Regions from separate parts of the Homo sapiens genome. Here region 2 is linked to region 1. Evidence: read pairs that join two places in POLR2A ChIA-PET (ENCODE). Cell type or tissue: A673. All regions are shown on one strand. Each heading gives the region's core, and the rest is flanking DNA. Links, peaks and the distances in the headings are about the cores only.

Region 1 (14,924 bases), core at 4,610-12,609:
AGCAAAATGTTCTAAAACTGATGTGGTGATGGTTGTAGAACTCTGTGAATGTACGAAAAACCAGTGAATTATACACTTTATTGGGTGAACTGTCCAATATATTAATTATTACTAATATTATTTTAAGACAGGGTCTTGCTCTGTTGCCCAGGCTGGAGTGCAGTGGCGTGATCTCGGCTCACTGCAACCTCTGCCTCCTGAGTTCAATCGATTCTCAGCCTCAGCCTCCCAAGTAGCTGGGATTACAGGCGCCCACCACCACACTTAGTTAATTTTTGTATTTTTAGTAGAGACGGGGTTTCACCATGTTGGCCAGGCTGGTCTCGAACTCCTGACCTCAAGTGATCCGCCCACCTCGGCCTCCCAAAGTGCTGGGATTACAGGCGTGAGTCACTGTGCCTGGCCTGATACATGAATTGTATCTCAATAAATCTGTTTTTAAAAATTGCACTACTATATAACCCCAGTTTAATAAAACTATTTTTACCTAACCATAAGCCTGTGAATGTATAGAGAGACACGTGTACGGAATGACGGTTACCTAATTAAATAACAAATATAGAAGCAAAAAGGCCAAAATGTGAAGAATTATTTATTCTTGTAGATGAAAACGTGAATAACGGTTATTTTCTTCTCTGTACTTTTATGCTTTTGTTTTTGTTTTTTTAGTGTCTCCCAAATAAAAATATAAAAGTCATTTGATACAACACGATACAGTGAATTGTTGGTCCCACCCTTGACCTCACCACGGTAGCACTGCGCATTCACAGCCTTGACTGACATGTGGAATGCGTCCAAGCTCGAGCTTCAGGTCTATGCTCATGCCCTTGGTGATCTCATTTGGTCTCATGGCTTTAAATAACCAGCCTGGACCTCTCTCCTGAACTCCAGACACATACATATCCAATTGCTTTTTTTTTTTTTTTTTTTTGAGATGGAGTCTCTCGCTCTGTCGCCCAGGCTGGCGTGCAGTGGCGCGATCCTGGCTCACTGCAACCTCCACCTCCCAGGTCCAAGTGATTCTCATGCCTCAGCTTCCTAAGGAACTGGGACTGCAGGCACCCACCGTCACCCTCGGCTAATTTCTATATTTTTAGTAGAGATGGGGTTTCACCATGTTTGCATTGGGCACCCGGCCCAATTGCCTCTTAATATGTCCAGTTGAGGCCAGGCACAGTGGCTCACGCCTGTAATCCCAGCACTTTGGGAGGCCGAGGCAGGCGGATCACTCAAGCCCAGTAGTTCCAGAGCAGCCTGGGTAACATAGTGAAACCCCGTCTCTACAAAAAAATACAGAAATTAGCTGGGCACGGTGGCTCACACCTGTAGTCCCAGCTACTCAGAAGGCTGAGGTGGGAGGATCCACTTGAGCCCAGAAGGTCCAGGATGCGGTGAGCTGAGATCGCACCAGTGCACTCCAGCCTGGGTGACAGAGCAAGAACCTGTCTTAGAAAACAGGTCCGAGGCCGGGCGCAGTGGCTCACACCTGTAATCCCAGCACTTTGGGAGGCTGAGGTGGGCAGATCACCTGAGGTCAGGAGTTCGAGACCAGCCTGGGCAACATCGTGAAACCCCCGTCTCTACCAAAAACACAAAATTAGCTGGGCCTGGTGGCATGCCCCATAATCCCAGCTACTCGGGAGGCTGAGGCAGGAGAATCACTTGAACCCGGGAGGTGGAGGTTGCAGTGAGCTGAGACCATGCCATTGCCCTCCAGCCTCGGTGACAAGAGCAAAACTCCGTCAAAAAAAAAAAAGAAAGAGAGAGAGAAAGAAAGAAAAAGAAAGAGAGAAAGAAAGAAAGAAAGAAAGAAAGAAAGAAAGAAAGAAAAGAAAGAGAGAGAGAAATAAAGAAAAGAGGTCCAGTTGAATGTCCTAAGAAGCACCTCAAATGTAACATGTCTAAAATGGAACTGCTAATCCCTCCCTCCAAAACAAAAACCCCTGCCCCTCCCTCAGTCTTCCCCCGCCGCCACCGCCCCCTGCCCCACAGTAAGTGGCAACTCCATATGCTTCTAGCTGCTCAGGGCAAAAACCTTGGAGCCGCCCTGGACTCCTTCCTTTCTTTCACACCCAGTCTGTCAGGAAACCCTGTTCATTCTACTTCCAAAATATACCCAGAATCTGACCACTTCTCCACACTTCCTCCATAGCTACCCTGGTCCAAGCCATCACTATCTCCTGCCTATATTACTACAAATCCTCTGGAGTGATTTCTCTGTTTCTGCCTTTGTCCTCTTTCTTTTTTTTAATTTATTTTTTGTTTGTTTTTTTAATTTTTTCTCTCTATGTTGCCCAGGCTGGTCTCAAACTCCTGAGCTTAAGCTCAAGCGATTCTTCCACCTGAGCTGCCCAACGTGCTAGGATGACAGGTGTGCGCCTCCACGCCCAGCCTGTCCTCTTTCATTCTATTCTCAACGTGGCAGCCAGAGAGAGCCTGTTAAACCACGTGGTCCATAAGCTACAAAATGGCCCCAAATTAATCAGGCCTCTTGACATTCACACTTTGTATGAAGTCCCCTGCCATGGTAAACTGGGGGTGGCCTTATACCTTGCTTTGGCCAATAAAATCAGGTGGAAGTAGCCAGGCGCCGTCGCCCATGCCTGTAATCCCAGCACTCTGGGAGGCCGAGGCGAGTGGACCACTTGAGGTCAGGAATTCGAGGCCACCCTGGCCAACCAACATGGTGAAACCCCCCTCTCTACTAAAAATACAAAAATTAGCCGGGCATGGTGGCAGGTGCCTGTAATCCCAGCTACTCTGGAGGCTGAGGCAGAAGAATCACTTGAATTCAGCAGGCAGAGGTTGCAGTGAGCCGAGATCACACCGCACTCCAGCGTGGGCGACAGAGCGAGATTCTGTCATAAATAAATAAATTAATTTAATTAAATTAAATAAATCAGGTGGAAGTGATGCTTTTCAAGTTCCTGGCCTGGTGCTTAACAGACTTTGCAACTTCCACTTTTGCTATCTTAGAGCATTGCCCTGAGATGGTCATATAAGGAAGCTGGTCTAGCCTAGGGGAGGGTGAACGGCCACACGGAGAAGGATGAAGGGGACCCAGGGGACAGCCGGAGGTGAGTAAGGTCAGCGTGGACATTCCAGTGCAGTAATCATCCAGATGAAAGCAGCCACATGAGCGGACACAGGCAAACCAGCAGAGGAACCATCCAGCCAGGCCACAGAATCAGAAATAATTGGGCATTGTTTTAAGCCACGAAGTTTTGGGGTGATTTTTTTTTTGCAGCAGTAGATTCCGGATACAACCCCTAAGTCAGATCCTCTCACCTCTGCGCTGGACAGTCTGGTGGCTTCCAATGTCAGTGACATGGGAAGCCAGAGTGAATCTATGTACAAGACCCTCCATAATCCGCACCCTCACTCCCCCATCACCGTGACCTCTGACTTCATCGCCTCTGCTGCTCCCTGGCTGACCCCATTCCAGCCACATCTCCCCAACACACCAGCCATGCATTCTCCCTCAGGGCCTCCGCACAGGCTGCCCTCCGCATGGACTGCGCTTCCCCGCTCCACCCCCACCCACATGGCTCCACCCCACACCTGCTTCTGGAGTGTCTCCGTCTCAACAAGGCCTCCCCTGGCCCTGTGCATTGCCCCTGTCGCTCTCTTTGTCCCCTTTCCCTGCTGTTGCTCTCCAGAGAACTCATCCCCATCTAACATACTATGGTGTTTGTTTGTTTATTTATTGAGAGGCAGTCTTGCTCTGTCACCAGGCTGGAGTGCAATGGTGCGATCTCGGCTCACTGCAACCTCCGCCTCCCATGTTCCAGCGATTCTCCTGCCTCAGCCTCCCAAGTATCTGGGATTACAGGTGCCCACCACCACCATGCCCAGCTAATTTTTGTATGTTTAGTAGAGGCAGGGTTTCACCATGTTGGCCAGGCTGGTTTCGAACTCCTGACCTCAAGTGATCTGCCTGCCTCGGCCTCCCAAAATGCTGGGGTTACAGGTGTGAGCCACTGTGCCTGGCCATTTTTTTTTTTTTTTTTTTGAGACAGAGTCTCGTTCTGTCACCCAGGCTAGAGTGCAAAGGCGCGATCTCAGCTCACTGCAACCTCCGCCTCCTGGGCTCAAGCGATTCTCCTGCCTCAGCCTCCCAAATAGGTGGGATTACAGGCACGTGCCACCATGCCCGGCTAAGTTTTGTATTTTTAGTAGAGGCAGGGTTTCACCATGTTGGCCAGGCTGGTCTCAAACCCCTGACCTCATGATCTGCCTACCTCGGCCTTCCGAAGTGCTGGGATTACAGGCATGAGCTACCGTGCCTGGCCTATGGTGTTGATTTTCCATGTTTATTGTATTACACACACATACTTTTGCCTGCTTTGTTCATGCTGTACTCCAGTGCCTGGAACAGCGTCTGGGAAAGAGGAGGCGCTGGGGAAAGATTTCATAAGTGAGTGGACATTGCTGCTTTTCCTGGTGGAGACCTGCATCTCAGCCACCTGGCCATGGCCATAGGCTTGGCCCTTTGAGATCTCAAGCACACCTGCTCCCTCAGCCCATGAGGCCAAGCAGGGGTGTGAGGGTGAGCACTCGAGTCCGGGTTTCTCACCGTGAGACCAAAAGAGCAGCGTGGAACTAGAGACCCACCCTGGTAGGCTTCGCCACTGTGCACACAAAACACTTTCCCATGCAATGTCAGATGTCGGCAGGGCCCAGGGGACAGAAGAGAAGGAAACCCTGGGGCATGATGGGAGATTGCATTTTCCAAAGACAGTCACTGCAATATTTCCAGTTCCACAAGTTCTTTCAGATCACTGATACTCTCATCAAAAGATAGAGTCCATTTCTTTTTTTTCTGAAATGGAGTCTCACTCCCTCACCCAGGCTGGAGCACATTGGTGGCGATCCCACCTCCCTATAACCTCCGCCTCCTGTGTTCAAGTGATTCTCCCCCATCAGCCTTCCAAGTAGCTGGGATTACAGGCACCTGCCATCATGCCAGGCTAATTTTTGTATTTTTGTAGCCTCGGGGTTTTGCCACGTTGGCTAAGCTGGTCTTGAACTCCTCATCTCAGGTAATCCTCCCGCCTCGGCCTCCCAAAGTGCTGGGATCACAAGCATGAGCCACTGCGCATGGCCTAGAGTCCATTTCTTTGCCCCACTAATATGAGCAGAAAGTTGTGCTCAGGTAAAAAAAAAAATAGAATGCAGAGAATGCAAGTTACATTCATGGTAACTTTCAAGGGTAGGTCATAAAAGGCAACACAGTTCTACCTGGCCCGCTATCTCAGAACATTAGTCCTTGTTTAACCCGGCCACCATGCTGTGAGGAAGCACAGACCACACGGAGAGGCCACAGACAGGTGTACCAGCCAATGCTAAGGTCTCAGTCAACAGCTGAATCGACTGCCAGGCAGGCCCCACCCCTTTGATGATCCAGCCCCTCACCCTTATCCAGCCTAGCTAACACCAAGTGGAAAAGAGATGTCATCCCCTCTTGCTCTCAAGCCTGGTCCAAACTGCAAATTTGTGAGCAAAATAAATGTTCTTGTTGTTTTAAGCCATTAAATTTTGTTACATATGCATAGTAATTAGAACAGGCTCAGCCGGGAGTGGTGGCTCATGCCTGTAATCCCAGCACTCTGGGAGGCCGAGGCGGGTGGATCACCTGAGGTCAGGAGTTGGAGACCAGCCTGGCCAACATGGTGAAACCCCATCTCTACTAAAAATACCAAAAGTCAGCCGGGCATAGTGGTGGATGCCTGTAATCCCGCTACTCAGGAGGTTGAGACAGGAGAATCGCTTGAACCTGGGAGGCGGAGGTTGCAGTGAGCCGAGATTGCGCCACTGCACTCCAGCCTGCTCAACAAGAGCAAAACTCTGTCTCAAAAAATAAAAAAATAAAAAAGAACAGGCTCAAAAGTTTGCTTATCTCTTTAATGAAGCCGAGAGGTAAAGAGTAGCACTCCCATTTTCTTGCTAAGAAAATTGAGGCTCAGCAAGGTCAAGATCTTGCCCTAGGTCACACAAGTCACACAACTGGTAAGGAAAGAAGGAATGATGGCCAGGTCTTTCAGACAGCTCACAGCATGCTCCCTCCCATGTCCCACTCCTGCCCCTCCACCTTGACCACAAAGCCCACCTAAGGGGGGATAGCCGACGTTCAGCCACATCCTCCAGCCATCAGGTCAGTGACAGTGGAGGCCCTGCTTTGGGTGCAGTCCCTCCTCTGAGCACAAACCTATTCTCTTCTGAAGGGCAGCAGCTCTGGGAAGAAGGCCAACGAAGGTGGTATAAGCCAAGACCTGCTGTGTGCGTGTCTGGACCCTAATTAACAGCCGAGAAGTCCACTTCCCTTGCCAAGAGGACTGGAAAGATGGAAGAGATGGAAGCCTCTGTTTCTGTACGTGGCCACAGGGCATGGGCTCCCCCAGGGAAGGCCCCAGACCAGACTTTATATTCTCAGAAAAGCTCATTTCCATGAAACAAGCAGCATGATTTGGCCCCTACTTCAGGAAATCTGGGAACAGACACACAGTGCCACCAAAAATCATCCTGCCCACACAATGCAGTTACAGGCACAAAAGTAGCAGGAGAAAAGCTATACTTAGCTGCAGGTCCACATGTGCACACAGGCACGTCCCACGCAGTTATCTGCATGTCCTGAGTTGGGTGTGCATGCTCGTGCACAGATAAGTGTACAAAACAGCACACATCGACACACTCATACACACCATGCACATACATACAAATTAAAATAGATATATTTGTACATACAATATACATTTAGCATGTTCATGCTAAATGTATATTGTATGTACAAGTATATTCTTTTTTTTTTTTTTTCGAGATGGAGTCTCACTCTGTTGCCCGGCTGGAGTGCAGTGGCACGATTTCGGCTCACTGCAACCTCCACCTCCCGGGTTCAAGCAACTCTCCTACCTCAGCCTCCAAAGTAGCTGGGATTAAAGGCGCATGCCGCCACGCCCAGCTAAATTTTTAATATATTTTTAGTGGGGACAGGGGCATGGGAGAGAGCATGTTGGCCAGGCTGGTCTCGAACTCATGACCTCAAGTGATTCGCCCACCTTGACCTCCCAAAGTGCTGGGATTACAGGCATGAGTCATCATGCCTGGCTAGTATATTCAGGTTTGGTTTTTTGTTTTGTTTTGTTTTTTTTTTTTTTTGAGACAGAGTCTTGCTTTGTTGCCCAGGCTAGAGTGCAGTGGCGCAATCTCGGCTCACTGCAACCTCCACCTCCTGAGCTCAAGTGATTCTCCTGCCTCAGCCTCCTGAGTAGCTGGGATTACAGGTGCCACCACCATGCCTGGCTAATTTCTGTATTTCCAGTAGAGACAGGGTTTCACCATGTTGGCCAGGCTGGTCTTGAACTCCTGACCTCAAGTGATCCACCCACCTTGCCTCCCAAAGTGTTGGGATTACAGGCGTAAGCCACTGCACCCGGCCAGTATATTCATTTTAATGTCTACACACAAGAATGAACATATACACACTCAGATGCATGCACACACCAGCACACATGCCCACCCAAGAAGAGTTTGGAGCCTGTCTATACCCTTCTTGGGCCCTTCCCAAGAAGAGTTTGGAGCCTGTCTCCCCAGGACTTACTCCTTCAACAGCAGAAATCATGCAGGAAGGACTTTGGTTCCTGCCATCTGAGAAGTGAAGGGATGGATGGATGGATGGATGGATTGGTGGGTGGGTGGGTGGGTGGGTGCGTGGTTGAATGGATGGATGGATGGATGGATGGATAGATTGGTGGATGGATGGATGGATGGATGGATGGATGGATGGATGGATGGATGGATTGGTGGATGGATGGATTGGTGGATGGGTGGGTGGGTGGATGGATGGATGGATGGATGGATTGGTGGGTGGGTGGGAGGGTGGATGGATGGATGGATTGGTGGATGGGTGGGTGGATGGATTGGTGGATGGATGGATGGATGGATGGATGGATGGATGGATGGATGGATGGATGGATGGATGGATGGATGGATGGATGGATGGATGGATGGATGGATGGATGGATGGATGGATGGATGGATGGATGGATGGATGGATGGATGGATGGATGGATGGATGGATGGATGGATGGATGGATGGATGGATGGATGGATGGATGGATGGATGGATGGATGGATGGATGGATGGATGGATGGATGGATGGATGGATGGATGGATGGATGGATGGATGGATGGATGGATGGATGGATGGATGGATGGATGGATGGATGGATGGATGGATGGATGGATGGATGGATGGATGGATGGATGGATGGATGGATGGATGGATGGATGGATGGATGGATGGATGGATGGATGGATGGATGGATGGATGGATGGATGGATGGATGGATGGATGGATGGATGGATGGATGGATGGATGGATGGATGGATGGATGGATGGATGGATGGATGGATGGATGGATGGATGGATGGATGGATGGATGGATGGATGGATTGGTGAATGGGTGGATGGATGAGTAGAAGAAAGTAAGGTGACATCATATTTTGAATCCCAGCAGAAGCCAATTCCTCAGCACCCTCTGGACACCCATCCTAATGCTGACTCCTTTTGCTCCCCAAAAATGTTTTCACCCTTTGAAGTTTTAGGGATGATTCCATATCCCCTGGACTTCCGACTCCTGTATCCAACTGTCTACTAACACCTCCACTTGGATATCAACCTCCCCCGACAAACTCAGAATGTATAAAACCAAGCTGTTGACCTTCCCCAAAACACTTGCTGCTCCTGCTCACTTTCCTGCCTCAATTAATGGGCCCTCCCCGGTTCCAGCTGCTCATGCCAATACCTGGAACTCACCTCTGACTCTTCTTTCATACCCCTCCTGGAATTTATGAGGAAATTCTGATAGCTCTACCTTCAAAATACATATGTAATCCAACTGCCTCTCACAATCGCCATTGTTGCCACTCTGGTTCAAACCGCATCATCTCACCTGCATTCTAACAACAGCCTCCTCACTCCTCTCTGCTTCTGCCCTTGCCCCCAGGTCTATTCTCAACAGAGTAGCCAGAGTGATTCTACTCAGCACAAGCCAGCCAGATAGGGTGGCTCACTCCTATAATCCTAATGCCTGGGGAGGCTGAGGCAGGAGGATTGCTTGAAGCCAGGAGCTCAAGCCTGGGAAACAAAGCAAGACCCTGTCTCAAAAAAAAAAAAAAAAAAAAAAAAAAGAAAAGAAAAGAAAAGAAAGCAAATAATAGAAAAAAATTGAGAAAAATTGATGAAACCAAAAGTTGGTTCTTTGAAAAAATCAGCAAGATAGACAAACCTTTAGATAAACTGACCAAGAAAAAAAGACTCAAATTACTAAAATTAGGAATGAAAGGGGGGACATTACTGCTCACCTTATAGAAATGAAAAGAATTAGAAGGAACTGTTATATAATATAAACTATTGTGTGCCAACAAATTAGATTAACCTAGAATAAATGTACAAATTCCTAAAAAGATACAAACTACTGAAACAACTCAAGAAGAAATAGAAAATTTGAATTGACCTATAACAAGTAAATATTGAGTTAGCAATCAAAAAACTTTCCACAAACAGAAGCCCAGAACCAGATGGCTTCGCTGGTGACTTCTTCCAAATGTTTAAAGATAAATTAACAAATTCTTCATGAAGTCTTCCAAAAAACAGAAGAGGAAGGAACACTTGCCAACTCATTACAAGGCCACTACCCTGATACCAAAACCAGATGAAGACACCACAAGAAAACTGCAGACCAATATCTCTTATGAATGTACGTGCAAAAATCCTCAACAAAATACTACAAACTCAAATCCAGCAATTCAGCCAGGCACGGTGGCTCACACCTGTAATCCCAGCACTTTCGGAGGTTGAGGCAGGTGTATCACAAGGTCAGGAGATCGAGACAATCCTGGCTAACAAGGTGAAACCCCGTCTCTACTAAAAAAAAAAAAAAAATACAAAAAATTAGCCAGGCGTGGTAGCAGGCGCCTGTAGTCCCAGCTACTCGGGAGGCTGAGGCAGGAGAATGGTGTGAACCCGGGCGGCAGAGCTTGCAGTGAGCCGAGATCACGCCACTGCACTCCAGCCTGGGCCACAGAGTGAGACTCTGTCTCAAAAAAAAAAAAAAAAAAAATCCAGCAATACATAAAAATGATTACCCACAATGACCATGGCAAACATATCCCAGGAATGCAAGGTTGGTTAAACATATAAATATCAGTCAATGTAATAAACTGTAGAAATTGAATAAAGGACAAAACTACATGATAATTTCAATAGATGCGGAAGACAAAAGCCAGATGTCTCACTTCTTAGAACAAAACTCCATCTCACCCAATGCCCACAACATCCTACATGATCTGGCACCCATCATCTCTCTGTCCTCACGTCCCTCTCCCACTTCTCTCTCTGCACTAATCACAGTAGCCGCCTTGTTGTTATTCAAACCCATCGGGTACACTCCTGACTCAGGGCCTTCACAGTTGCTGTTCCCTCTACCTGGAACACTGTTCCCCCGAATATCCACATAATTCACTACTTCACCCCCTACAGGTCTTTATTCAACAACTACCTTCTCAGAGAGGTCTCTCTGGCCACCCTACAAAAAATTGCTACCCTCTCCTCCCAATACTCACACTCTCCCTATTTCCTTCCCAACAATACTTCTCTCCTAAGCCTTTATTATTATCTGAAATACTCTGAATTTTACAATAAAATTCACAATACTTATATATCTTGTTTGTTATCTATCTCCCTCAACTAGAATGTAAGTTCTCTCAGGACAGAGACATTTTTGTCTGTTTTATTCACTGCTATATCTACGGCATTGGTTTATTTATTTATTTATTTAGACATGGAGTCTCGCTCTGTCGCCCAGGCTGGAGTGCAATGGCGCAATCTCAGCTCACCGCAACCTCCACCTTCTGGGTTCAAGCGATTCTCCTGCCTCAGCCTCCCCAGTAGCTGAGACCACAGGCACACACCACCATGCCCAGCTAATTTTTTGTATTTTTAGTAGAGACAGGGTTTTGCCGTGTTGCCCAGGCTGGTCTTGAACTCCTGACCTCAGGTGATCCGCCTGCCTCGGCCTCCCAAAGTGCTGGGGTTACATGTATGAAGCACCGCACCCAGCTGCCTATATCTACAGCATTTAAACTAGTATGCCACTTAATTGACAATCAATAAATATTGGTTGAATAAACAAATGAATACAAACAGTTTGTCACTCGACTCTTCACTCAGCCAGCAGTGACTTACCTCACCCACCTGTCCACGTGCCTGACACTGTGCTTCAAGCTGGAGTGCAGAGAAAGACTAGAACCAGACCTGGACCCTGCTAAACTCACAGACAGGGCTGGGAGAGGAGTCAGAACGTACGTAACTGAGACCCCAGGACGACAACACTGGGCGTACTAAGGGAGAGAGGGTCAGGCCCAGCAACCAGGGAGGAATCCATGGAGAGACGGTGGTAAGCTGGCCCTTGAAGGCCTAGAATGCTCTGGACACATGGAGAAGGGAGTGAGGATGGGGAAAGAGAGGGAGAGGGGAGGAATGACTAGGGAATCAAGAGGGGACCTGCGTGGCAGGACTTCAGTGGAGGAATAAGGCTCCTAAGGTTATTGGAGAAGTTCATGAGGGGCTTTAAATGCCGGGATAAGGGGCTGGGCCTAGTTCCACAGGCACCAGGGAGCCATGCGAGGCTTTTGAGCAGGGAAGGGAGGTGGTGTCAGAAAGCTCACTCTGTCAGCCAGGCACAGTGACACATGCCTGAATTCCAGCTACTCGGGAGGCAGCATGGGCAGGATCACTTGAGGCCAGGAGTTCAAGACCAGCCTGGGCAACACAGGGAGACCCTGTCTGGAAGGAAGGAAGGGAAGGAAAAGAGAAAGAAAAGAAAGAAAGAAAGAAGGAAGGAAAGAAAGAAAGAAAGAAAGAAAGAAAGAAAGAAAGAAAGAAAGAAAGAAAGAAAGAAAGGAGGGAAGGAAGAAAGAAAGGAGGGAAGGAAGAAAGGAAGGAAAGGAAGGAAGGAAGGAAGGCGGGTGGGAGGGAGGAAGGGAAGAAAGAAAGAAAGAAAGAAGAAAAGAAAGAAAATGGAAAGAAAGAAAGAAGAAAGAAGGGAGGGAGGGAGGAAGGAAAGAAAGAAGAAAAAGAAAATGGAAAGAAAGAAAGAAAGAAGAAAGAAAGGGAGGGAGGGAGAGAGAGAGGGAGAGGAAGGGAGAGAGGGAGGGAGGGAAAGAAAAGAAAAGAAAAGAAAGAAAAAGCAAGCAAGCTAGCTAGCTCACTCTGGCAGTGTGTGAAGAACAGAAGAACAGACTGTAGTGGGTGAGCAGGAAGACACGGAGACCAGGAAGGTGGCTTCTAGAACAGTTCTGGAGAAAGACAGCAAGGCATGAGCCAGGGAAGGGCAGAGAGGACGGAGAGGAGGGTAGGCCTGGGAGAGGTCAAGGGCTTTGTGACTGACAGTTGTTGGGAAGGAAGAACTGGAGCCTGAATCTCAGGTCAGAACATCCGAGCATTCTACGGAGGCACAGACAGAGCCAAGGGGTGGGGGCGGGATGGCATCACCTCTGAGGGTTAGAGTTCTGGCCGCAGAGGCTCAGCATCGGTGGGTACCATGCCAGACCCAGCAGCTTCCCAGCGCCAGAGGAGGGATGCACTCTGGCCCTGCCCGCCTTTCTGCCCCTCAGCCCCAACCCCCAGGGCAGGCCTAAAGAAGAGTTTCTCCAGCTGGCTTTGGCGGCCAAGACGCAATGTCATTTCTGGATGAGACAACCAGCTCTAGAGATGCGCCAGGCTGCAGGGTGCAGGGGGTGAGGGGGGGGCAGCTGTGTCCCCAAAACACAGCCAAGGAGCACCTCCCAGAACCAACCAAGACAGTGGCAGAAGCAGGGCTGGCAGGGGGCCCCCAGCCCCAGCTGGCTGGTACAGGGACAGCTTTGATGGGGCCTCCATCTGCCTGGGCCCCAGCCTCCCTGTGAGGTCAGGCCCCACCAGCCCCCATCAGCTCCCACCAGCCAGAAGTGATGGTCCCCTCCCTCAGTCAATAAGCATTAAGGGATTTACTAGTGCCTGGGGTGTGCCCCGCTGTTTCTGGATCAGTGCACTATGAAGGACACAGACTTTGGAGGCGTCACGGCCAAGTTGGAGGTTGATTGTTTGTTTGTTTGTTTTGAGACAGGGTCCTACTCTGTCACCCAGGCTGGAGTGCAGTGGCATGATCAGAGCTCACTGCAGCCTCTATCACTGGGGCTCAAACAATTCTCCAGCCTCAGCCTCCCCAGTAGCTGGGACTACAGGCATGTGCCACCATGTCCAACTAATTTTTTAATTTTCTGTAGAGACAGGGTCTTGCTACATTGTCCAGGCTGGTCTCTAACTCCTGAGCTCAAGTGATCCTCTCACTTTGGCCTCCCAAAATACTGGGATTCCAGACGTCAGCCACTGCACCCAGCCAGGTGTTGGAGTTTTGTCTGTCCCACTATTTACCTGATTCTATCTGTGGGCTTCAGTTTTCCAACCTGTCAAATGGCATAAGAAAAAACCTTCCAGGCTGGGCGTGGTGGATCATGCCTGTAATCCCAGCACCTTGGGAGGCCGAGGTAGGCAGATCACTTGAAGTCAGGAGTTTGAGACCAGCCTGGTCAAAATGGTGAAACACCATCTCTACCAAAAATACAAAAATTAGCTGGGTGTGGTGGCATGGGCCTGTAATCCCAGCTACTCAGGAGGCTGAGACAGGAGAATCACTTGAACCTGGGAGGCAGAGGTTGCAGTGAGCTGAGATCGCTCCACTGCACTCCAGCCTGGGCGACAGAGTGAGACCCTGTCTCAAAAAAAAAACCAAAAAAAACACAAAAACAAAAACCAAAAAACACAACAATTAGTGGCATGCCCCTATAATCCCAGCTGCTGGGGAGGCTGAGGCAGGAGAATTGCTTGAACCTGAAAGGTAGAGGTTGCAGTGAGTCTAGATCGTGCCACTGTACTCCAGCCTGGGCAATAGAGAGAGACTCCGTCTCAAAAAAATAAAATAAAATAAAATATGAAAAGAAAAAACCTTCCCCACAAAAGTGTCAGTCGTGAGGACTAAATAAGAGCACGTGCAGAAGAGAATGACAAGACTTTCTAGTCTTCAGGAATTTCTGCAGAGACCCAAGGCTGAGAACAAGGGATGAGCAGTGCCCACATCTCAAGAGAGGTGCCAGCACACCTTCAGGACTCGGCGAGAGAACAGAGCTATCCCATTTGGCCCCCCACTGCTTGCGTGGAAGTCATGCTCAGGGGAGGATTTATTGAAAGAGTTCTGCTCTTGACCAGGCGCGGTGGCTCATGCCTGTAATCCCAGCACTTTGGGAGGCTGAGATGGGCAGATCACTTGAGGACAGGGGTTCGAGACCAGGCTGGGCAACATGGCAAAACCCCATCTCTACTAAAAATACAAAAATTAGCCTGGTGTGGTGGTGCACGCCTGTAGTCCCAGTTGTTCAGGAGGCTGAGGCAAGAGGATTGCTGGAGCCCAGGAGTTCAAGACCAGCCTGAGCAACATAGTGAGAGCCCCCATCTCTAAAAAAGTTAATAAATAAAGAATAAAGAGTTCTACTCTTAAGCTGAGTGAGGGGCTTCAGGTGACACTCACCCCCCCCCCACAGAGGGCAGTGCTTGCCAGGAAGGAAGCTGGCCTTTTCTCCCTGACTGGACGCTGGCTAAATGCTGAGCCTCCTATACCAGGACAGCCTGAGGGGCGTGCATAGAAGACGTCTTTAGGACACTCAGATGCATGTCATCTGGCATTCGGGGAGAATGGACCCTGGGCCCTGACTCCCCCAAGGGAAGTCTGTGGGTGGGGATGCCAGATGGAGTAGTCTGCAGTGTCGTGGGAGGGGAGAGGGCGGCAGTGGGGGAGGCCTCCCTTCCCGACATCCTACAGGGCTCAGA
Region 2 (14,924 bases), core at 2,682-10,681, 150 kb before region 1:
AGTAGCTAGGACTACAGGTGCATACCACTATGCTTGGCTAATTTTTAAACTTTTTATAGAGATGGGGGGGGTCTCACTATGTTGCCCAGGCTGGTCTTGAACTCCTGGACTCAAGCAATCCTCCCAGCTTGGCCTCCCAAATTGCTGAGATTACAGATGTGAGTCACTGTGCCCAGCCCAGAAATCTTTCTAATATAGAAAAAGTTATTGGCTGGGTGTGGTGGCTCACGCCTACAATCCCAACACTTTGGGAGGCTGAGGCAGGCGGATCACTTGAGGTCAGGAGTTTGAGACCAGCTTGGCCAACATGGTGAAACCCCGTCTCTACAGAAAATACAAAAATTAGCTGGGCGTGGTGGTGCACACCTGTAATCCCAGCTACTTGGGAGGCCGAGGCAGGAGAACCGCTTGAAACCAGGAGGAAGAGGCTGAGAGCCGAGATCATGCCACTGCACTCCAGCCTGGGCAATGGGAGTGAGACTCTGACACACACACACATGCGCGCACACACACACACGTTCTTAAAAATCAAGTGAAAAAGCCAGACACAGTGGCTCACGCCTGTAATCCCAGCACTTTGGGAGGCCAAGGCGGGTGGATCACCTGAGGTCGGGAGTTCGAGACCAGCCTGGCCAACATGGAGAAACCCCGTCTCTACCAAAAAAGTACCAAAATTAGCCGGGTGTGGTGGCGCATGCCTGTAATCCCAGCTACTCAGGAGGCTGAGGCAGGAGAATTGCTTGAACCCGGGAGGTGGAGGTTGCGGTGAGCTAAGATCGTGCCATTGCACTCCAGCCTGGGTGACGAGAGCGAAACTTTGTCTTAAAAGAAAAAATCAAGTGAAAAAATAGAAAAATGAATAAAGACAGAAGAGTTCTTAGAACAAGATATACAAGTCTCCTGTAAACATGAAAATATGCTCATCTTCACTCATAAGAGAAATTCACATTTAAACTACACTGAAACCATCTGTCTCCTAAAAATTCAAAAACCTGACAGCACTCGCTGTTGGGGAAAAGCAAGCATTCTCATGTGTCTGGTGAGACTGCAAAACAGAGGAGATTTGGGCAATGTCTAACAAAATATGCATTTACCCTTGAACCCAGCAATCTCAATCCTGGGAACTAACCCTGAAGATCCACCCTCACAAATGCAAAACAGCATACACCCAAGGCTGCTCACCGCAGTCCTGTTTGTAATAGCAAAATACTGGAAAAAAACCCAAGATATCCCTGCCTCGGAGATGGGCTGAACAAGTGATCAGCTAGCACAGTGGAGGGCTATACAGGCATTTTTTTTTTTGAGATGGAGTCTTGCTCTGTTGCCCAGGCTGGAGTGCAATGGTGCTATCTCGGCTCACTGCAACCTTCGCCTCCAGGGTTCAAGCGACTCTCCTGTCTCAGCCTCCCAAGTAGCTGGGATTACAGGCGCACACTGCCACACCCAGCTAATTTTTTGTATTTTAGTAGAGACGGGGTTTCACCGTGTTACCCAGAGTGGTTTCGAACTCCTGAGCTCAGTTAATCCACCCACCTCGGCCTCCCAAAGTGCTAAGATTACAGGCATCATGAGCCACCGTGCCTGGCCTATGCAGGGCTTTTTTAAAGAGGAGGAGGATCAGCCGGGCGCAGTGGCTCACACCTGTAATCCCAGCACTTCCCTGGGAGGCCAAGGCAGGCGGATCATCTGAGGTCAGGAGTTCGAGACCAGCCTGGCCAACATGGTGAAACCCCGTCTCTATCAAAAATACAAAAATTAGCCAGGCGTGGTGGCGGGTGTCTGTGGTCCCAGCTACTTGGGAGGCTGAGGCAGGAGAATCGCTTGAACCTAAGAGGTGGAGGTTGCAGTGAGCTGAGATTGCACCACTGCACTCCAGAGCAAGTCTCCATCTCAAAAAAAGAAAAAGAAAAAGAAAAAAAGGACGAGAAGGATCTCTGTGAAATGATAGATATATACCTGCTTATTGTTGTGGAAGGAAGGTAAAAAGAAAAGGAGGAAGGGAGAAGACAGGCAAGGAGGAGAAAACAGAGACTAAGGGTGGGAACAGATGGAGGAATGGGAATGGGAATATACCTTTTTGTAGAGTTTTGACTTTTGACCTAGGTGAAGTATTTACATAGTCAAAAAAAGAAAATAAAAATGATGGAAACAAACCTTTAATTGAATACAAACAGAATCAAGTCAACCTCATGCATATCAAATTCATAACATGGTTTCCAAGAGAAAATAATTCAAGTAACTTTTATTTCTTTTTTTTTTTTTTTGAAACAGGGTCTCACTCTGTCACTTCGTGTGCTGGAGTGCAGTGGCGTGGTCTTGGCTCACTGCAACCTCCGCCTCCCAGGTCCTGGTTCAAGCAATTCTCCTGCCTCAGCCTCCCTAGTAGCTGGGATTACAGGCATGTACCACCATGCCCGGCTAATTTTTGTATTTTTAGTAGAGACAGGGTTTCGCTATGTTGGCCAGGCTGGTCTTGAACTCCTGGCCTCAAGTGATCCGCCTGCCTCGGCCTCCCAGAGTGCTGGGATTACAGGCGTGAGCCACCGTGCCCAGCCTCAAGTAACTTTTGAATCCAGCACCCTGTGCACCCTTAGGGAATATACCCAAAGGTGGGGAAAGGGGCTGAAGGGAAATCCCAAACCTTACTTGGTGGGTTTGTTGTTGGCAGTGACATCAGTTTAAGAATTCGGAAACTACTGTTTCAGAATTTGGACATTGCGGTACAGAAGAAATCCGTAAGTGTATTGAAATTGTTGGGAATCAGGATGGTTTGAAAAAAGGAAAAATAGGGACTAATGTACAGATGAGGCCTGTGGTGCTGAATTGAAGCTGGAGGTTTCAGTATACTTGCAGGCTCTTCTAAAACATCTTAGCTCTGTTCACTGCAAGGGCCTAGAAGCAGGACACCCAGCAAAACCGGCACACCAAGTCCCTGGACCTTCATTGGGAAATAAAAATTCTCCACCACAAGAGACCAGGATCTGAATAAATGACTGATTCCACAGTTGGGGCAAGGAAAGTAAAAGGTCAGTCTGGAGCGCCTTGTGCCAGAAAGCAAGAATGTGCCCAAAGGCCGGGCACGGTGGCTCACGCCTGTAATCCCAGCACTTTGGGAGGCCGAGGTGGGCAGATCACCTGAGGTCAGGAGTTCAAGACCAGCCTGGCCAACATGGTGAAACCCCGTCTCTACTAAAAATATAAAAATTAGCCAGGCGTGGTGGCTTATGCCTGTAGTTCCAGCTACTCAGGAGGCTGAGGCACGAGAATCGCTTGAACCTGGGAGGTGGAGGTTGTAGTGAGCTGAGATCACGCCACTGCACTCCAGCCTGGGCAACAGAGTGAGACTCTGTCTCAAAAAAGTAAAAGAAAATAAAATGCTCAAAGAACCATGGGAATATGGCAAAAAGACACAAGAGCTGTCTTCTCCCTCTGAACAGTTTGAGCATCAAAAAAAATTATAACAGTAAGCGATTACAACACATTGAATTAAAAAAAAAAATCCATGGGCCTCCAGGAACACTCAAAAACTGAGTTGGAGGGAGGGAAAGACTTTCTTTACAGAAGAATGCCAGCCAGTAAACATCAAAGAAATATATGTTTTTTTTTTTTTTGAGATGGAGTCTCGCTCTGTCGCCCAGGCTGGAGTGCAGTGGCACGATCTCCGCTCACTGCAAGCTCCTCCCGGGTTCACGCCATTCTCCTGCCTCAGCCTCCTGAGTAGCTGGGACTACAGGCGCCCGCCACCACGCCCAGCTAATTTTTTGTATTTTTAGTAGAGACGGGGGTTTCACCGTACTAGCCAGGATGGTCTCGATCCCCTGACCTCGTGATTCGTCTGCCTCGGCCTCCCAAAGTGCTGGGATTACAGGCGTGAGCCACCGCGCCCGGCCAGAAATACAATTTTTTGAGACAGAGTTTCACTCTTGTTGCCCAGGCTGGAGTGCAATGGCTCAATCTCGGCTCACTGCAACCTCAACCAAATTGAGGTAAAACACTCAATTTGGACATCCACAGACTCCCCAAAGTCCTGGGCTATGAACCCTAATGTAGAAGAAGGAGCATAGAGCTTAGGTCACAGCACATAGGAGCAACAAGCCGAGGAGAGGAGGCTCTAATGAACAGAGGAGGGAAAGCAACAGCCAGAGAGGAGGGCAAGCCAGGAAGAGCCTCGGCAGCACAAATGCCACTCAGTCTGCAAACCAGATAAGGACGCTTGCACTGGGAGTGATTAAAACTCAGATCCCCGGCCGGGCGCAGTGGCTCATGCCTGTAATCCCAGCACTTTGGGAGGCCAAGGCAGGCGGATCACTTGAGGTCAGGAGTTCGAGACCAGCCTGACCAACATGGTGAAACCCCGTCTGTACTAAAAATACAAAAATTAGCCTGGCATGGTGGCGGGCGCCTGTACATCCAGCTACACAGGAGGCTGAGGCACGAGAATCGCTTGAACCTGGGAGGTGGAGGTTGCAGTGAGCCAAGATTGTGCCACTGCACTCCAGCCTGGGTGACAGAGTGAGACTCCGTCTCAAAAAAAACAAAAACAAACAAAAAATCAGAACCCTAAAGATCGATTTTATATCCACCTACGTGACAGTAAGAAAGCTGGATCAACTTCAGGAATGAAGGTGGACAGTCAAGACCTACGGTAACACTGTCTGGTGTCTCTCTGGTGCCACCACCCACATCACCTGCCTCTGGTTCAGGGCCCCTTCCCAGCTTGTCATCCCACCTACCTGGACCTTGTCCCTCCAGTGAAGGCTGCCCGGATGCCTCAGAGAGCACAGCCTTCTTAGCTTCATTCTTCCGGAGTGCTTTTCCTTATTTGGTGCTTTCTAGGGAGTAGGCAGGTCAGGTCTTAGGGATTTTTCTTTCTTTCTTTCTTTCTTTTTTGAGACAGGGTCTCACTCTATCTCCAGGCAGTGGCACAACCATCGCTCACTGATGCCTTGACCTCCCAGGCTCAAGCCATCCTCCCGCCTTGGCCTTCCAAGTAATGGGGACTACAAGCATGTGTCACTACACCTGGCTAATTTTAAAACTTTCTGTAGAGACAGAGTCTCACTCTGTTGCCCAGGCTGGTCTCAAACTCCAGAGCTCAAATATTTGTCCTGTCTCGGCCTCCCAAAGTGCTAGGACTACAGGCATGAGCCACCGCGCCCAGCCTAGGAATTTTTAAGGTGTTCTTTCAAAAGACTATGAGGGCTGTTTGGTATCAAAGCAAGTCCAAGAACCAAGAGATAAGAGATCAAAAGCTCTAAAAGCAAACCCAATCCAAGCTTTAAAAGTGAGAGAGATAAGATGGCTCAGAAATAATCATACTGGGTCCATTTATCAGGTGGTTGGGAGAGCACAGCTAACAGAGGGAGAAAAAATAAATCAAGTGGGCCACGTCCACAGGCGTAATCAACTCATCAGAATGAGTTGGTCACCTGTCACCAGCTAGAAAAACCCAAGCCAGAGTTGGTTCTGCTGGACTGGTAAGATGTCCCACCCCAAACTGACCAACTGAATCAGCATTTCTAGTCTTCTGTGCAATTGCCTGCAGTCGTATAGACCCGGTCATGATGGCAGAGAATAAAATCTTCTCTCACACCGGTCTCCAGTTACAGAGTTCTGATCACTGCAACCGGGAAAGCTGAGAACTCTTCATCATCTAGCACATTTGCGAAATTCATTGGCTTTAACAAACTGTTCCCCAAACACCTGGCCTGTGCGGTCTCCTCTCACCAGCATGTGCTCTGTCATATTCAGAAAGTGCTTATAGGCTCTCGCTTGCCTTGAAAAATATCCATCAGCTATCAGAAAAGCTAAAACCCATCGTGGCTCTGGTGAAACGTTCACTTCAGGGAAACACACAAGCCAATTTGGTCCGACTTAATAAGTTTAACAAAATCCAGGTGAAGGAATCTATCTGGAAAAACAGAAGACTCTTATGAGCAGCTCCAAGAAATAATTCTCTCGGGAAAGGGGAAAAAAGATGTGAATTCCTCCATACCAGGGTAGAAAGCAAGATGAAATTGGGTCTCACAAATGGGGAACATTCACGTAACCCCGACCTAAAACGGTGGTTTCCAAATATCTTAGGATTGTGAGACCTTCCTGGATTTTCTTCTCATGCTTTGTCTTAGAGGTAAAATCATGTTTGAAACTCACAAACTGTCTTATGATCTCTCACCCCCCACCCCCAACAAAGACCACAGACAAGAACATCATGGAACCAACTTTAAAAACTCGAGTCTGTCTCATTCTGAATGTGAGACATGAGGGACACCATTCCTAAAGTTTAAAAGAAATTGTTCTGCATTCTGGCAGGATCTGCTCTGTTTCATGCGCAGAGCGTACGGCCATGTCTGCAACTCGGGAGAGCTCCATTTAACGTGTGCGAGGACTCAGTAACATATAGCCATGCTTTTTACAGAGCCCTTGTGTTCCCAGATTGGCTTCAGGTTTGAAACCCTAACCTTCAGTTATGTGTCCTGTTAATAATAGGTCTCACCTCCCCAAGCGTACAAGAGACGAGAGAGCTAGCAAGGGAATGGTTTCCAGAGTGGGAGAATCCGAGAGAGAGGGCAAGACTGCAGCCTGGACCAACCAATCCATGGAGAATACTGCTCACCCACCTGCAGGCTCTGCCATGTTCCTCCTGACACCCCCAGGGATCTCCTGCCCACCCCCCAATATACCACCCAAGGGACACGTGGGACCCCACAAAGGCACACAGGCACTGGTGTTGAGAGCCGGCTGCATGAGGTGAAGACACAGATCCGCTCCTTAAAGGGAAGGTTTAGAAGTGCATGGCTAAAATCCAACCCAATTATACAATGATTCTTGGCTGAGAATAAGCTAATGGCTGGAGCTCTATAGAATCTCAAGATTTTTCTATGAAAGTCCTACCACCAAACAGCTGTGAAAATAAACCAACGTTCCTTGATGGGCTTCCTCCAAGTGCGGGACCACCCCAAACCCTGCTGTCTTGGGCCACTGTTTATCACAAACACTGCGGTCTACATCCAGAGGACGGATCTCAAGGGGAACTTTCTGTTGACGCTCCTTCCACAACATGGAGATGGGAGACAGGCACACTCAGAGATGATCAGAGATGACAGCAAATGCCATCTTCAGCTTTCCAGGCCAGTGATTTAAGTGCAGGAACAGGGGTGGAATGTAGTGGATATTCACTTGGAAGGTGTGCAAAGTCTCTTATTCACAGAACTCCCATCTCCTAAACAGAAATGACAAACCCCAAGCAAAATTCAACACATCTTTTTTATGTATAAATGGGTCAGTGGTACAGAGGGAGTTACTTTTTATAAATATCTGCAGCAAATCCCCTAAAAAAGATGTGAATAAAAACTCTCTCTCAGCACAAAGGGCCTATTCCTTCCCCAAAAGTGTTAAATTCCCGAGAGCCTGTGCTTAGCCAAACACTTGTGGGGCCTCCTGGGAAGAACAGGAGGACTTTGGGACCGAGAGGAGAGCCTTCCCATCTCCCCGGAGAGCGGAGGTGACTTGAAGGTCATCTGTTGCCCAGGACTTGGGAGTGATTAAACTGTTTCTTCCCAAGACTTGAGGTCTTCTTTGTCAAGCTGCTGATTAAGCGGTCTCTCTGTTTCCTGGCAGTGGCCCAGAGGGAGGGAGGAGAGGAACCTACAATCGCGTGAGGAAGTAAAAAACTCTGGGTATTTTGATAAAAAAAAACACTTGGTAATCACTGTAACCCTGTAAAGCCGATGTATCGAATTCACCAGAGGGAAAATTGTAGATTAGCATTCTGGAAGCTATAAACACAAGCATTTCTTTAGGAAGATCATTACTTAGCACCAATGTCTCTCTCTCTCTCATAATTTTTCCTTTTCCTCCAAGCCCTTGGCTGTGATCAGTGCTGTCGGACCACAGCTCAGCAGTACTTTTAATCAGTAACACAGCTGGGCTCGAAGGGGAGTGCCGTCACATGCCACAGAACAAACAGCGCGCTCACACCAAACGGCAAGGCTCCTGGGGGCATCCTGGCTGGGGAATCGCAAGCGGACCCCCGGCCTCTTCCTGGGGCTGCTCTTTGGCAATCCAGGCTCAGGGGCTTTACTCGAAGCGACGCAGGTGGTTGTACAGCGACTGGACGTAGGTGAAGACACACATGGGGTCCGGCTTGCGGCCCATCACCATCATGTCCTCCACTTCGATGAGGCGCTCACAGTTGGCCAGATTCCTGAAACACACAAGCCCCGTCAGAACGGTGGTCCCAGCCATCAGCCAGCCCCACAGCCGCGACAGGGCCGGTGTCTCGGTCCCGGGAACAGAGCTCAGCCGGCAGCCAGAGGTTCCCAAGGACCCACCAGCGGGGAATTCAGATAACCCTGGCAGAACCCTTGGAGTCACTGACTCCAATACAATGTTTCCCAAACTCCCAGATTTATGAGCCACCTGTACAATTCATGTTTTCATTTAAACAGACTTACTTTATTTAATTTGGGTTTTTTTTTTAGAGACAGGGGCTTGCTCTGTTGCCCAGGCATGAGTACAGAGGCACGATCCTAGCTTATTGCAGCCTCGATCTCCTAGGCCCAAGTGATCCTCACGCCTTGTCTTCCCAAGTAGCTGTGATTCCAGGCACACACCACCATGCCCAGCTAGTTGTTTGTTTTTTTGTTTTGTTTTTGAGACAGAGTTTTGCTCTTGTTGCCCAGGCTGGAGCGCAGTGGCACAATCTTGGCTCACTGCAACCTCTGCCTCCCGGGTTCGAGTGATTCTCCTGTCTCAGCCTCCCGAGTAGCTGGGATTACAGGTGTCTGCCACCACGCCTGGCTAATTTTTTTTTTGTATTTTTAGTAGAGACAAGGTTTCACCATGTTGGCCAGGCTGGTCTCGATCTCCTGACCTCAGGTGATCCACCTGCCTTGGCCTCCCAAAGTGCTGTGATTACAGGCGTGAGACACCACGCCCGGCCCAGCTAGTTTTTTAAAAATAGTTTTGTAGAGATGGGGTCTCACTATGTTACCCAGACTGGTCTTGAACGCCTGCCTCAAGCGATCTTCCCACCTCAGCCTCCTGAGTAGCTGTGATTACAGGCACAGGCGACCCACAGTACCTGGCATATTGTATTTAAATTTGAAGTGAAACTATATTTAAGTTAAAAAAAAAAAAAGTAGGCTGGATGTGGTGGCTCACACCTGTAATCCCAGCACTTTGGGAGGCCGAGGCAGGCGGGTCACCTGAGGTCAGGAGTTCGAGACCAGCCTGACCAATATGGTGAAACCTTGTCTCTACTAAAAATACAAAAATTAGCCGGGCGTGGTGGCGTGTGCCTGTAGTCCCAGCTACTCGGGAGGCTGAGGCAGGAGAATTGCTTGAACCCAGGAGGCAGAGGTTGCAGTGAGCCGAGATCGTGCGATTGCACTCCAGCCTGGGGGCAGAGCAAGAAAGACTCCGTCTCAAAAAAAAAAAGAGATTGCTTAAACTCATTGCTGCCCCACCCCCAGCCCCCCAGGGCCCTCTGCCTCCTGCCCTGGGAAATACTGGTTTCACTTTTGGCTCACTGGTTTAGACTCGTGTGTACACTGTGGCCTTTCACTGGGGCTCAGAGGGAGGCTGAAGGCCTCGTGGACGTGGGAGGAGGAACGTCAACAGTCAAGACGCATCGCCCTGCTCATCTCAGCAGCGAGTCCTGAAATAACAACAGACAGCCTCTGGAATGCCCAGCCCTGCGCCCCCTGCCTCCTCTGACTCTGCTTACAGTATGCCTGGGTCCCCTGGGCACCAGATGGAGCCGGCCTGACATTATCAGGCAGAACCAAAAAGGCAAAAACGATCGCACTTGGCCCGATTGTCAGTGCCCTTCCTTCAGCAGCTGTGTGTACTTTTGTAGTTCCAGGGGTCTCCAGTCTATTTTTTTTCCCATCAATAAGCGCATGGCTGTCAGGGTTGAAATCCCAGCTCCATCTCTTCCGAGCTATATATCTGTGGGCAACACACTTCATTTCTCCGGGCTTCAGTTTCTCCATCTGTGAATTATATCCACCTCGAAAGAGTGGTATGAAAATTATAAACCCATGCAAATCAGGTGGAACAGCAAAGGGCACATTGAAAGAGCTAATAAATGTTAAAGATGAGGCCGGGCACAGTGGCTCATGCCTGTCATCCCAGCACTTTGGAAGGCCGAGGCAGGAGGATCACTTGAGCCTGGGAGTTTGAGACCAGCCTGGACAACACAGCAAAACCCCGTCTCTATAAAAAGTTTTAAAAATTAGCCAGGCATGGTGGTGTGCACCTGTAGTCGCAGCTACTCAAGGCTGAGGTGAGAGGATCGCTTGAGGCCAGGAGGTGGAGGCTCCAGTGAGCCCAGATTGCACCACTGCACTCCAGCCTGGGGTACAGAGCCAGACCCTGCCTCAAAAAAAAAAAAAAAAAAAAAAAAAACCAAACAAAAAAGTCAGAGATTATTCTTGTTGCCATTTTGACGATCATGCCTTGCTTTAAGAAGCAGGGTGGATCACAGAGAAGAGGCCTGAATGTGAGATCAAAACAGTAGAGTTCAAACCCCGACTCCTCCCATTGCTTCACTGTTCTGTGCCCATTTCCTTAGCACAAAATCGGAATACTGGCCGGGCACGGTGGCTCACACCTGTAATCCCGGCACTTTAGGAAGCCGAGGCGGGCAGATTGCCTGAGGCCAGGAGTTCCAAACCAGCCTGACCAACATGGTGAAACCCTGTCTCTACTAAAAACACAAAATTAGCCAGGCATGGTGGTGCACGCCTGAAATCCCAGCTACTTGGGAGACTGAGGCTGGAGAATCGCTTGAACCCAGGAGGTGGAGGTTGCAGTGAGCCGAGATCGTGCTACTGCACTCCAGCCTGCTGACAGAGCGAGACTCTGTCTCAAAAAAAAAGAAAAAAATCAGAATACCACCTCTGCTGTCCCTCCCAGTGGGCCTGTTGTGAGGCTGTGATTCCACAATGTGTCTTTATGCATCTTGTTCCCCAGAGAGCCCAGCCAGAGGGGAGACCCCAGCGAGCGAGCAAGACTCCTCTGACCCATCCCAGTTTGGCACGACGCACTCAGCACTTTCTACCAGGACTCACGCGGCTGTGTGCTCCAGAGACAAGACTGTAACATTACCCGCAGGCCCTGCTCTGCTGTGCTGGCTGGACGCCAGGCCTCCTACCAGAAACCAAATGTCAAGGCGAAATGGAGGCATCTGTCCTGGATCCCCTCCCCACCTCCTGCTTGGAGTTGTAGCGGGTGGCCTGTAAGTGAATCCAACAGGCTTTGTGGGGTGATGAGTGGGTTTGGCCCAATGAGCGGGCACCCTTTCTCCCTGGGACAGGCCAGGGCAGGGCTCGATGTCAGGGAAGCTGGCCCTCTGATGCGAGCAGGCGTGCAAAGGTGCTTTGTCGATGATAAAGCATTGAAAAATCTGAGTTCAGGCCGGGCGCGGTGGCTCATGCCTGTCATCCCAACATTTTAAGAGGCTGAGGTGGGCAGATCATTTGAGGTCAGGAGTTGGAGACCATCCTGGCTAACATGGTGAAACCCCGTCTCTACTAAAAATACAAAAATTAGCTGGGTGTGGTGGCGTATGCCTGCAGTCCCAGCTACTCGGGAGGCTGAGGCAGGAGAATCACTTGAACTCGGGAGGCGGAGGTTGCAGTGAGCCAAGATCATGCCACTGCACTCCAGCCTGGGCGACAGAGTGAGACTCTATCTCAAGGGGAAAAAAAAGGAAAGAAAAGAAAATCTGAGTTCAGAGAGGCTGGGGACCTGAGTTCACCTTCCTGAGCGATCATTTCATATCTGGTGCCCTCCTTTCCACCTGCCACACAGCTGGGGCACCTCCACTCCCACACCTGCTATTTGGAGGATCCCAGGTGTGTAGAAACAGGCTCCACACATGCTCTGGTTATCAGCACTGACGGCGGTGGCCTCAGTGGTGCCACATGTTAAGTAGGGACAGCATGAGGACTCTAGGACCTCCAACCATCCAAACACCCCCGTCAGAAGCACCAATCACCTCTATAAAGGCCCTGCCTCAGCTTGTTCATCTCAGGGTCCAGGGAAAGGGGACCCAATTTCCTCCAAGGACAGCTCAGAACCCTCTGCAGATGCTCTGACCACGAGAAAGTTCTTCTAACATTTCTTACGCTATTTGTGCCTGTGTGTACTTTCTACCTGCTGACCCCATAAGGCTACTTATTCTCAGTCTGATTTTTCCCCCATGTCAGAACCCTTCACACGCCAGAAGAAAACCTTCCTTCCATGTCTTTCTCTGAACTAAACAGCTCTGGTTCCTTAACTGTTCCCACAAAGGATACCCAGGACCCACCTCTCCGAACCAGGTCTTGCCACTCCCTAACCCACTTCATAGGAGGCCCTCAGAATTGCCGGCATTTTCCGGGTGTTGTCCAGCCTCTGCAGAAGACAGCAAGCTGACCCCTCCTCATTCTAGAGGCTGCGTTTACCCTCTGATAATGACCCCTGGTGGGCCCCTGCCCTGGTGGCAAGTCTTCAAGTCCAGGGTGGCAGTCAGGATGGGAGTGGATGCCATGCCCTGTGTCATCCTCCGCTGTCCAGATCGCCGGCTTCCCCAGCAGGCAACCAGGGCACTGGGCCATGATCCATATGGTCCCCACTGTTGTTATTTCTAAGTTGAGTACATGAGAGTGTAGGGGTTCCTAGGGGAGCAGGGAGGGGTCACAATATGCAACACGCAACCACCGTCTCCTGGCTCCCTCTTTTCTTCACCTGCCACCTTTGCTCTTCACCCACTTCTTTTCCTGGGGAGCTCCAAATTCCGCCTCCCACAGGCAGAGAGCATTCTCTGTCTTTGAAGCACAGCTCACAGCAGACCTTCAAGGGCACCCACCTTCCACGGATCACCTGAGGTCAGGAGTTCGTGACCAGCCTGGGCAACATGGCAAAACCCCGTCTCTACTAAAAATACAAAAATTAGCTAGGTGCCGTGGCTCAAGCCTGTAATCCCAGCACTTTGGGAGGCTGAGGCGAGAGGATCACCTGAGGTCAGGAGTTCAAGACCAGCCTGGCCAACATGGTGAAACCCCATCTCTACTAGAAATACAAAAATTAGCTGGGCATGGTGGCGCATGCCTGTAATCCCAGCTACTCGGGAGGCTGAGGCAGGAGAATCGCTTGAATCCAGGAGGTGGAAGTTGCAGTGAGCTGAGATTATTCCACTGCACTCCAGCCTGGGCAACAAGAACGAAACTCCATCTCAAAAAAAAAAAAAAAAAAAAAAAAAAAAGCACCTGCCTTCCACCCCAGATTGTCCCTGCAAAGGGAGCACTCTCCCTCAGAGACATGGTGCCAGCTTCAATGGCACAGGTTCATCATACCGAATCCAAAATGCGCCAATGAGCATTTCCTTTCAGCATTGTGTCTGGCACTCAAAAAGTTTCAGATTTTTGAGCCTTTGGATTTTTTAAATTTGGGATGCTCAACCGGTAAGTATTATATAATGCAAATATTCCAAAATCTAAAATCCAAAACACTTCTGGTCCCAGGCCATTTTGGATAAGGGATATTTGACCTATGATGGCAAGATTCCTGGAAGCTGCAGACATAGGCTGGACAAAACTCGGGAGACAGCAGAAAAAGAAAGTGATGATCAGCATTGACATTTATAAAAAATGTTTGAGTCTCCAAATATTAGAGGTCCCAATTGCCTTTTAAATTAAAAAAAAAACAACAACTGCTTTTGTAAAAATGATACAGGTTTGTTTTAATGATTCAAACAGGCCAAGTGCGGTGGTTCATGCCTGTAATCCCAGCACTTTGGGAGGCTGAGACGGGAGGATCACTTGAGGCCAGGAGTTTGAGACCAGCCTGGCCAACATAGTTAGACCCCGTCTCTAAAAAAAAAAAAATAGCCAAGTGTGGGGGTGTGTGCCTGTAGTCCCAGCTACTTGGGAGGCCGAGGCAGGAGGATCACTTGAGCTTGGGAGTCTGAGGCTACAGTGAGCTGTGATTGCACCACTGTATTCCAGCCTGGGAGACAAAGTGTGATCTTGTGTCAATCAATCAATCAATCAATCAATCAATCATTCAAACAGAAAGTTCAAAGGAGAAAGTAAAAATCACTTTAAATGCCATTCCATAGCAAGAACCAGAGTTAACATGGGCTGACTACATTTTTTTTTTTGAGATGAGGTCTCACTCTGTTGCCCAGGCTGGAGTGCAGTGGCACCATCTGGGTTCACTGCAATCTCTGCCATCCGGGCTCAAACGATCCTCCCACTTCAGCCTCCCAAGTAGCTGGGACCACAGGTGTGCACCACCACACCAAGATAATTTTTTGTATTTTCTGTAAAGGTGAGGTCTTGCCACGTTGCCCAACCTGGTCTCAAACTCCTAAGCTCAAGCAATCCACCTGCCTTGGCCTCCCAAAGTCCTGGGATTGGATCGCAGGCATGAGCCACTGTGCGCGGCCAATCCCGACGACCATTTTTAAAGTGTCTTTGCTTACGCCCCGCATCAGTGGGGTGGGGAAAAGGCTGAAAGGGTTTTCTCCTACTCCTGTCTATTGTGAGCTTCAGCTACCACAGGGCTGTCCTGTAAGGGAGCTGGAGGATGGGCTTGGGGGTTATTTTTATTTTTTTAAGCCTGCTCTAAATGCAGACCAGGATGCCAGGACTGGGACTACTGCCTCCTATCTGGTTTTAGACAGAGACACATGGGCACTACAAATAGCCTGGAAGGCCCTTCTGCTCCAGCGTAACCCGAGAGCAGGACACATTCCCCGCAGGGCAAGCGGGAAGCCTGGGGCTGCACGTCCTGCACTGGGCCTCTGCAGAGGTGGAAAGGACGGGTGCAGAAGGGTCAGGCGCCCGCCCGACTCAGCCCCTTCCATAAAAGGGGCCGGTCCTCCCTCGTTCCAGACCCTGAACACCTGTCAGGCAAGGGAAGCTCGCTGT

What was found. ChIA-PET counts read pairs that join two places held together with the same protein. Peaks named below come from ENCODE experiments on the same cell type or tissue, not always from the same donor. Only the 100,000 strongest peaks of a DNase experiment are listed, where the experiment ranks them.
Region 2: POLR2A ChIA-PET joins it to region 1 with 14 read pairs; 2 of 35 experiments call an interaction of 5 or more read pairs at or near these places.

The regions. Positions count from the first base shown.
Region 1 is chr17:4,455,628-4,470,551 of GRCh38, reverse strand. All of the region lies in intron 8 of SPNS3 (SPNS lysolipid transporter 3, sphingosine-1-phosphate (putative)), which reads right to left. Among named protein-coding and RNA genes, the nearest start is that of SPNS3, 29 kb to the right of the region's middle. In A673, for the core only: no CTCF peak of the experiment used is centred there; no DNase peak of the experiment used is centred there.
Region 2 is chr17:4,600,643-4,615,566 of GRCh38, reverse strand. SMTNL2 (smoothelin like 2) reads right to left here. Exons shown (of 8, transcript NM_001114974.2): 8 at 7,248-8,206. The coding sequence ends at 8,080. LINC01996 (long intergenic non-protein coding RNA 1996) reads right to left here and starts at 5,118. Exons shown (of 2, transcript NR_145431.1): 1 at 4,734-5,118. RefSeq lists an enhancer at 14,211-14,924. In A673, for the core only: no CTCF peak of the experiment used is centred there; no DNase peak of the experiment used is centred there.